2 separate regions of the Mus musculus genome follow, and region 1 is linked to region 2. A link is a contact called in ENCODE Hi-C or POLR2A ChIA-PET data. All regions are on one chromosome and are shown on one strand. The core of a region is the stretch at or near the end of the contact, and the rest is flanking DNA. Distances in the headings are between cores, read along the strand shown.

Region 1 (3,940 bases), core at 1,401-3,900, 450 kb before region 2:
TGACTCTCAATCTAAGGGAATGTCACAGACCAACACAGGCTTCTAGGTCCCCGGACTGCTGCACTTAAGAGCAGAAAGATCAGGACACACCCAGACCAAGGCCCTCCCTGTGCTCTGCTGTTGCCCACCTGTCCTTTCCTCTGCTGCTCTAAGAGCCTGGATCTGGGATCTTTTACCAAAAAATGTGTACACTCTGCCTGGCCCATCATTCTTTGACACCATCAGGGTACTAGCTCACCTATGTTCCCTCTGGCCCTGGATTCCTCAACTCTTCCAAAACCTGCTGCTAGTCACTCAGGCTGGGCCAGAGCCTCAGAATCCCTCCACAGGCCAACCAGAGCCAAGAAGGCAGTGCAGAAACCCCTTGATGTCCTCTGGAGAACCTGTCTTTCAGTTCTCTAAATGGCAGCCTGACTGGGTCTACAGGTCTGCTAGTTTATGTAGCAGGCTAGGGTCAGCAGGAACCTTAAGTATTGAGGAGTCCCCTCACCTCCTGCACCAGAGGATACTACTTGTCTTGCCAGCTCCCAATCCCTGGACTACAGGGCCACTCTAGCAGCATGTGTGTTGGCCTTTCTTGGAACTCTTTCGGAGTCCAGAGATCCCGTGGGGGGAGGGGGGGTATTGTGCCTGAGGAGAGGCCATCGTTGTGTCAGATGCTGCCTGGGCACCACCTTGATCTGACCCTTCTGCTTATATTCTCAAAGTACTTGACCCTAAAGGCACCCTCCCATGGAGTCACTGCCATTAGAGACCTAGCCATCACTCACCCTAGCCTGCTATACCAGGGCCTGTCCTTCATTTTGCCAGGACACAGAAGGTTCAGAACTGCCCTGCCACATCTGAAATCCCAGCTTCTCAACTGAGCTGGCTGAGAATAGCCTCTGAGCAGTGACTGGGGAGGGGAGGGCTGTGTCTGCCACCCTAAGGCTTCAGGTCTTGAAGGAGTACACTCTGTCCAAGGAAGCTTCAGGGGAGGTGCACCCAAGTCCAGTCAGAGAGGCCCTTTGCATCCCCTGCCCCTTGCACCCAGTTCTCCCCATCCCAGAAGAAGATGGAAGGCTAGGACCTCATCCAGGAACAGGGTGGTTAAGCAGCCCTACCCAAGTAACTGAATCTGTCTATGCCTTGGCTTCCTCGGTTGTAAAATGGAGGTCAAAATAAGGCTTCATTTACAAGGCTGGGTCAGATTCTTACTTGTGTATATGGCAGAAGCATTCAAGGGCCTCAGCTCAGGAATGCTACCATTCCTATCAGCTGTGGGTACTCCATGCCACAGGAAGCTGAGCTCCCAAACCTGGGGTTTAGGGCAGACAGAAGCCGGGTCCAGGCCATCTCACTGTGGAAGCTTGGGGCAGTGAGGCCTCCAACACACTTAAGTCCTTCTGCAAACTGTTCAAAGCAAGAGACCAGGGGCTGGGACTCAGGCCGTTGGTAATTCAACCTGTTCTTTGCCAGGCCTAGGACACCACAGAAATGGGTCCTTGTGCCAGCCTCTCTGTTTCCCAAGAACAGACAGGCCACAGGAATGAGCCGCACCCTCTGCCAAGGGGCCCTGAAGCCCCCAGCCTGCTAAGGAAGCTCTCAGACTGACCACACAGGAGTAGCTGGGCCAAAGTTAGCCCCTAGACAGTGTCAGGTGTGCCCTGGATCCCACTGCAGCCAGGAAGGTGGAACCTTTAGCAGTCCTAGCCATACCTAAACCTCAGCTTCAGGGCTTCCTCCAAACACAAGGCCAAGGCAAACAGTGTAGTTGAGCCCTGGAACTTTTGAGAGAAATAGCTCCCTGCAGCTCTTCGCGACAAAGCCAGCCCTATGCTTGTGGTTGGAGTTTCCTTGTCAATAAGCTGCGCAGGACGCTTAAGTAGCCAGAGAGAGGTCTCTGTCCAGGCTCCTGGGGATAAGGTGCTGGGTCTAAGAGCAAAGCCAGCTCCGAGAAGTGCAAGGGAGGGAGGAGTCCCCAATTAGGCCCAAACTAGGGAGTAGCGGTCGGCACCAACTGACAACTCCTCTCCGGTCTGGAAAAGTCCAGAACGGCCCTCGGCGAGCGCGGCCGCTGTACGCGTGGCACTGTTTACGGCGGCGGGGAGGCGCGGCCGCGGGAAGATGGCGACGCGCGGGCGGGGCCGGCACCTCCTCCAGGCCGGCCGCCCGGGTGCGCGCAGGACTGTACTGGGGACGCAGAGAGGACGGGGACACTCGGGTGGGGCCGACCCGAGCTGGCTTGGCACAGCGCGCGGGGGTGGGAGGTGGGGGTTGGGGGCGGTACCTGTTGTTCGGGGCCTTGCGCACCAGGCCGGCCGTCTTTGTTTTCTTCCTTGCGAAGTCGCCGTCGAAGGGCAGCACGGAGGCGTAGCCGTGCTCGGCCTCTGCGGGACAGACGGTGCGGTCAGCGGCCCCCTGCGCCCGCCCGCCGCCCGCCCACCCTGGCACAAAGGGGCGCGGGCTACCTCGGTCCCTACGCTCCAGGTACTCGGCCGCCTCCAACAGCAGCAGCAGAGAGTTCAGCTCCATCCTGCCGCCCGCGCACGGGACGGCGGCGGCGGCGGCTGCCCGGCGCGCTCCTGCCGGCTCTGCTCGCCGCACGCCCCGCGCCTGGCGGCACACCAGCCCGACTCGCGGACTCCAGCGCTGGGCCGCCACCCTCTGCCTCAGGCCCTCAAATTGACACATAAGTCGAGCAGCAGTCGACGCAGCCAATAGGTGTGGGCGCTCCGGCTTAGGGGGCGGGTTCTTGTCTAGCCTTGCCCAATAGGGACTGGCCGAACGCCTCGGGCAGAGCTGAGAATGTTGACAGATGCGAAGCTTGGCTAGGATAGGCTGGCTCCAGTAGTAACAATTTAGAAGCCCAAGCTTAGCAACAGCACGTGGTGGCCCAGCCCCAGTGCTCGCTGACTGGCGGCCATCGTGCATGTTAAGTAGGCATTGCACGCCGATTGGGCCAGAACGGTCTATGTAAATTGAGTCCGCGGACCAATGGCCAGTGACAGGGCGTGGGGCCAATGAGGACGCCCGGGCAGGACCGGTTGCCGAGAGGAAGCACTGTGTGGTGGGACTGCTGCCCGGCCTACGCGGGGGCCAGGAGGACGTGGACCGTGTCTCGGGAGACACCAGGCAGGATGCGCTGCGGACACGCGCCCTGGCGCTTTGTCGTGCCCATGCATGTCGTGCGCAACGACCTGTTGCCCGGAGTCAGTTGGTACCATAGTCTCGGTGGAGGACCAGGCTTGGGGCCTGATAGGGGCGGGCGCTGGGATCTCGCTAAAGAACAGCAAAGGACACCTGTCTCTGGCAGGAATATTGGCTTCAGGGAAGGCTAAAACTTGGAGACAGGGACGCAGACCATTGGAATCTAAAAGCCTCTCAGATGTCAGACCCAAAGTAGGCAGGATCAGCCATCAGGAGTAAAAAGGAAGGCCACCAGGGTTAAGGGAGAGGCACCAAGAGCTACTGACACTACTGAGCAAGAGGGATCCGTGAGTGTCTGTTTGCGGTGCTTGGTCTGAGGGTAGAGCCGTGCCAAGAGCCAGGCTATGGTGACAAGAGGGTGAACTCTTCAGCAAACTCCTGGCCCTAATGACCCGAGGCCCTCATGCTGGCCTATAGATGCATGGGGGACAGACAGCTCAAGATGCCCTAACACCATCCTCTGTATCCATCCTCTCCCACCCCTTGATCCTCTCTCTGTTATTAGGTTGAGGACAAAATAGCAGGCTGGAGAGTTCTGTGGGAAATAAGGTGGCTAGATAGCAGCTCTTAAAATGGAAGGAAGGTACTGTAGCAAACAACAAAGATTATTAGCATTGAATTTACTTTAGGACCAAGGTGGATGCATTGTGCACACTTCCTTGTGGCTCTCCATATGCCCAATATGCAGATAAGGAAACTTGCAGTGTCCCCTTGAAATAGAAAGATGGAGATTACTGCTCCCACACCCAGA
Region 2 (3,996 bases), core at 1,141-3,640:
ACCTCGAAGCCACTAATATGGAGACCTACCTGCTGAACTGGAAGCGCTGATGTGCCAGGAAGCTGAGTGTGTACTCCAGGCCTGAGAACAGGAAGAGGTAGAGGAAGTAGACAAGACCCAAACGGCGTAAGTTTCTGAGTCCTGCAAGTCAACACAGACCACAGGTTGATCGTTGTTCATGCTGGTTGGTCAAGACTCTGAGAGCTCAGTCCGGGGTAAGCCTCCTTACTGTGCTCAGCAGGCGGGTCCTGACTGTGAGTGACAGCCGCAAAGCGAAGCAGGGCCAGGGGGCTGAGCAGGTGGGCAGCAGTGTGGAAGCCCAGGGTGACAGAAGATGCCTGTGGGAGAAAGCGAGGGCTGGCCAGGAGGCTGGGAGCACACAGCCTGGCAGCTTAGGGACCAGGACCTGTCAGATCCCAGAAACCCAAGAGGTGTTGTGATGTTAGCAGCTTGAGGGCAGGCCAGTCTCCCCTGCCAATGGTACAGATAAGAAAGGAAACCCCTTCCAACCCTCAGGAGCCCTCACCCCTCCGGGGACCCGGGCCTACCCGCTTTTCCTGGGGCAGTGTCTCTGGCAAGAAACAGAAGATGAACAACATGTCGGAGATGGCAAAAAGTAGGCTGATCCAGGGCACCATTTCCACAGACAGGAATGCTCCCAGCATGGGACCCAGAGTAAAGGCCAAGGAGAAGGCTACCCCGATGACTGCCTAGGGAAAAGACCTGAGCTAGGCATGGAGTCTGAAGCCCAGACATCAATCCCCGTTCCCTAGGTCTGTTCACTCACCATGCCTTGGCTGCGGGTTGGAGGTGAGCCCAGGTCAGCGACAATGGCTGTGGAGAGGTTAACGTTCCCCTTGCTGATGCCTCCGATCACCCTGGAGGCCAAGAAGGCCTTAAAGCTCCGAGAGGTAGCCCACACTGCATAGGAGATGGCCAAACCTGTCTGCCAATGGGTGGAGGCCAAGTGGCAGGATCGGTCACTTCAGGCCAGGAAGCACCCAGAGCAAGGCAGGCAAGCATATAACCCTCAGACCCGGGCCACTTGTGTCCCTGTACTTTCCTTAGGTGTATTTAGCTTGGTGTAACACCAGGGGCCAGAAGATCCCTCTAGAAGGGATGGGAGCCCACTGTTGGCAGGGGAGCCCCACAGCTGCATTCTCCCCTCTGCCTGTTGACAGCTGGCTCCAGAGGCTTACCAGGGACAACATCATCACTGGGCGCCTCCCCAGGTAATCAGAGGCAGCTCCTGTGAGTGGTGCGGAGAAGAACTGCAGGAGGGAGAAGGCCGAGCCGATGAGACCTGAGAGACAGAGGATCAGTCCTAGAGTGTTGACCACACTTAGCCCTATATTCACAGGCCATCGACTGAAGCTCGGGTGGCCTCAGTTTAAAAAAAAAAGCCAACCAAAAACAAAAAGACAAAACAAAACAACCCCCTCCCCCAAACAACAACAACAACAAAACCAACCCACACCTTTCAGTTAAAGGAGGCAGGAACCCAGGGAGGATGATTGACCAAGAGCCTAGGCAGAACTAGCTCTCCAAAAAAAGGTTGTGGGCCCCAGCATGGCACACAGCGACATACCTCCGAACAGGACACTGTTGTACCTCTTTTCCGCTGGCATCCCGATGGCTGAAGCAAACCAGTCTACCCCACGCTGCCAGGAGCCATAGAGGGGGTCCTGGGTAAAGAGGAAAGTAACTCCAGCTGGATAAATCTGTGATAGGCTAGGCATGGGGAGAGCTCCCGCCTTGGGGGAGGGGCTTACTTGTTCGCGGCCGTGTCTCTCCAGCAGCCCAGGCAGCAGAGGCAGCAACAGCGTGAACGCCAGGAGGTCGAGTAGCAGGCCGAGGAAGAGCACGATGATCACGCGACGCTCGGACGCGGGCCGAGGCCGTATAGGCGGACGAGGCGTACAGCCCGCATCCCCTGCCCAGCCCATGGTGGAAGCTCCGACCCTGCTGGGGGAAGGAGGGTGTGGTGATGACGGCCCCGTTTACCTGACAATTGAAAGCTGAATTTGCAGGTTCTTGCCAGACAAAACGGAAGTGGTTCCAATGCGGTCCTGGCACACCCTTCAAGGCCCGACTCCCTTACCAACCTAGGGCAGCAGTAAGCTCAGGGCCGCAGTGGTCAGGGCGCCCCCTGTTGTGAAGCGGGTAACGGGGAGAAGACGGGAATCCCTGGTTGGGGAGTCGTAGGCGCCCTGAGCTCCTGTTCGTGTACCACTTCGGCCTCCTCACACGATATCGAAACCTTTGCTTCCCACCTACCCAGCTGGGACCTGTGCACACGTGCCGCAGCTCCAGGCGGGGACAAACGGGTGGATGAACAGGGAACCTCCCTGGATAGCAGCCACACCCCGGAGGCTTCGGAACAGGCACCTCCTCTTCCGGGAGGCCGTGCTGTGGCGGGAACTGGGTTTGGAGTCTCCCAGCAGCCAAGTATAGAGAAGGCTTGCAGGCTTCCAGATGCATTAGAAGCAAGCGGTGAAGTTCTGAAGAGCTAAGTGTATGTAAGAGACAGCTTGTCTGTGCAGTTCAGTCTCCTTGGTACCTATATATCTTTCTTTTGAATCAGGGTCTCATGTAGCCACGGTTGACCTTGAATTCCTGACCCTCCTACTTTAGCTTACTCTAAACCATGCTGGAGTTGGGGATGGTGATGCCCACCTCTAGTACCAGCACTCGGTGGAGACAGAAAGAACAGGATTCAGGATTTAGTCATCCTCAATCAACTCTGAAGTATGAGAACAGCTGGAGCAAAGACTCATCTTTTAGATAGATGAACCACTAAAGTCCTATCCCTTCAGTGCTGTTAACCTGTTGGAGCCATACAGTCCACACTGACTCTTTCCCAGAGGACAACACCGGATGCACTCGAGTGATAGGCTCTTCTAGCTGGATTGTGTTCCCCTTCTGACGACACAGGACAGTATCTGGAGGCTCTATAAACTTTTCCTTGGCATGTTCCTCCTCATAGATTGCTCAATCTATGCCCAGTATCAGATTTGGCCACCCTGCTTCTTGCTGCAGTTGGCTACACAGAGCCATTGTACGGCAGAGCCCTGTGGCTAATTCAGGCGTGGAGGAAGCTGGGGCTGGATGGTAGCCTAGCTGGTGCGTGTGTCAGGCCCAGGCCCCTCGTGGGTCATGCAGCCTCTGTCCCAGAAGAATCACAGGGAGAGGTGACAAGGTGAGTACTGTTGGTAGATGTAGCCCCTGTAAGCCAAGCTGCTGAGCCCAATCTCCCTTCAGGGTTGTTCTTGACCAGCACTTTCTGAGCTGCAGGATGCCCACAGCCATTCATTCTGTGCTCCAACAGTGGCTTCACCACATCCAAAACGCAACTCCTACTCAGCACCACCAACCCTCGCACAAGATCTCACACCTCAGAGCCATAGCAGGTGACAAGGGCCAGGCTGGACGTAAGGATTCAGTCCTGTTCTGTCATGTGTGATAGGTGATCTGATAAGTGTGTGGGAAGGCGACTTCACTGTAAAACGTATATAATGTACTTACCCACACTATGACAGCTTGTCAGTTTTATGGACAACTGCCTAAATGTCATTCTGTGTGTGGCTATCATCTAACAGTGCAGAGCTCTCACAGACATCCCCAACCTGTGTCTGAGCATGGCAGGGAGATGGGACCCCACACTCCACAATGAACCCCCAGAACCCTTCATTACAACACACCACACAGCCTTGCTACATTACAAGACAATTTATTTTTTGAACTTTTTCCTCTTAAGAGCCTTCCATTCACCTTCTTGCGTGGCCAGGCTATTAAAAAGCTGTTTTACTTTACGCTTTCTTTCTGCATCCCTAAAGAGAAAGAGAAAAAAGCAAGTGTTAATCTTGCATCAGTTCTCAGGTATTTTGCTTTCTTCAGTTTGAACACTAACAGTTCAGAACCACACATGCATGGCTCTACCCTCAGTCCTGCAAAGGCTGCCAAGTATATCGCTCACCATACTCCCCAGTGCTGAGA

Evidence for each region. Hi-C counts contacts between places; a loop is a spot of excess contacts on that map. ChIA-PET counts read pairs that join two places held with the same protein, here RNA polymerase II (POLR2A).
Region 1: POLR2A ChIA-PET joins it to region 2 with 18 read pairs in embryonic stem cell. The contact joins the promoter of Mxd4 here to the promoter of Mfsd10 in region 2. A Hi-C loop is called at or near these places in 1 of 37 maps with a recorded cell type or tissue (gastrocnemius). POLR2A ChIA-PET finds 5 or more read pairs at or near these places in 1 of 5 experiments (embryonic stem cell).

Annotation. Positions count from the first base shown.
Region 1 is chr5:34,185,060-34,188,999 of GRCm38, forward strand. Mxd4 (Max dimerization protein 4) reads right to left here and starts at 2,651. Exons shown (of 6, transcript NM_010753.2): 1 at 2,451-2,651; 2 at 2,270-2,369. The coding sequence starts at 2,514.
Region 2 is chr5:34,634,822-34,638,817 of GRCm38, forward strand. It overlaps Mfsd10 (major facilitator superfamily domain containing 10), which reads right to left and starts at 2,391. Exons shown (of 13, transcript NM_026660.3): 1 at 2,106-2,391; 2 at 1,773-1,962; 3 at 1,589-1,685; 4 at 1,200-1,303; 5 at 788-946; 6 at 549-710; 7 at 230-338; 8 at 30-141. The coding sequence starts at 1,946. It overlaps Nop14 (NOP14 nucleolar protein), which reads right to left. Exons shown (of 18, transcript NM_029278.2): 18 at 3,715-3,830. The coding sequence ends at 3,731.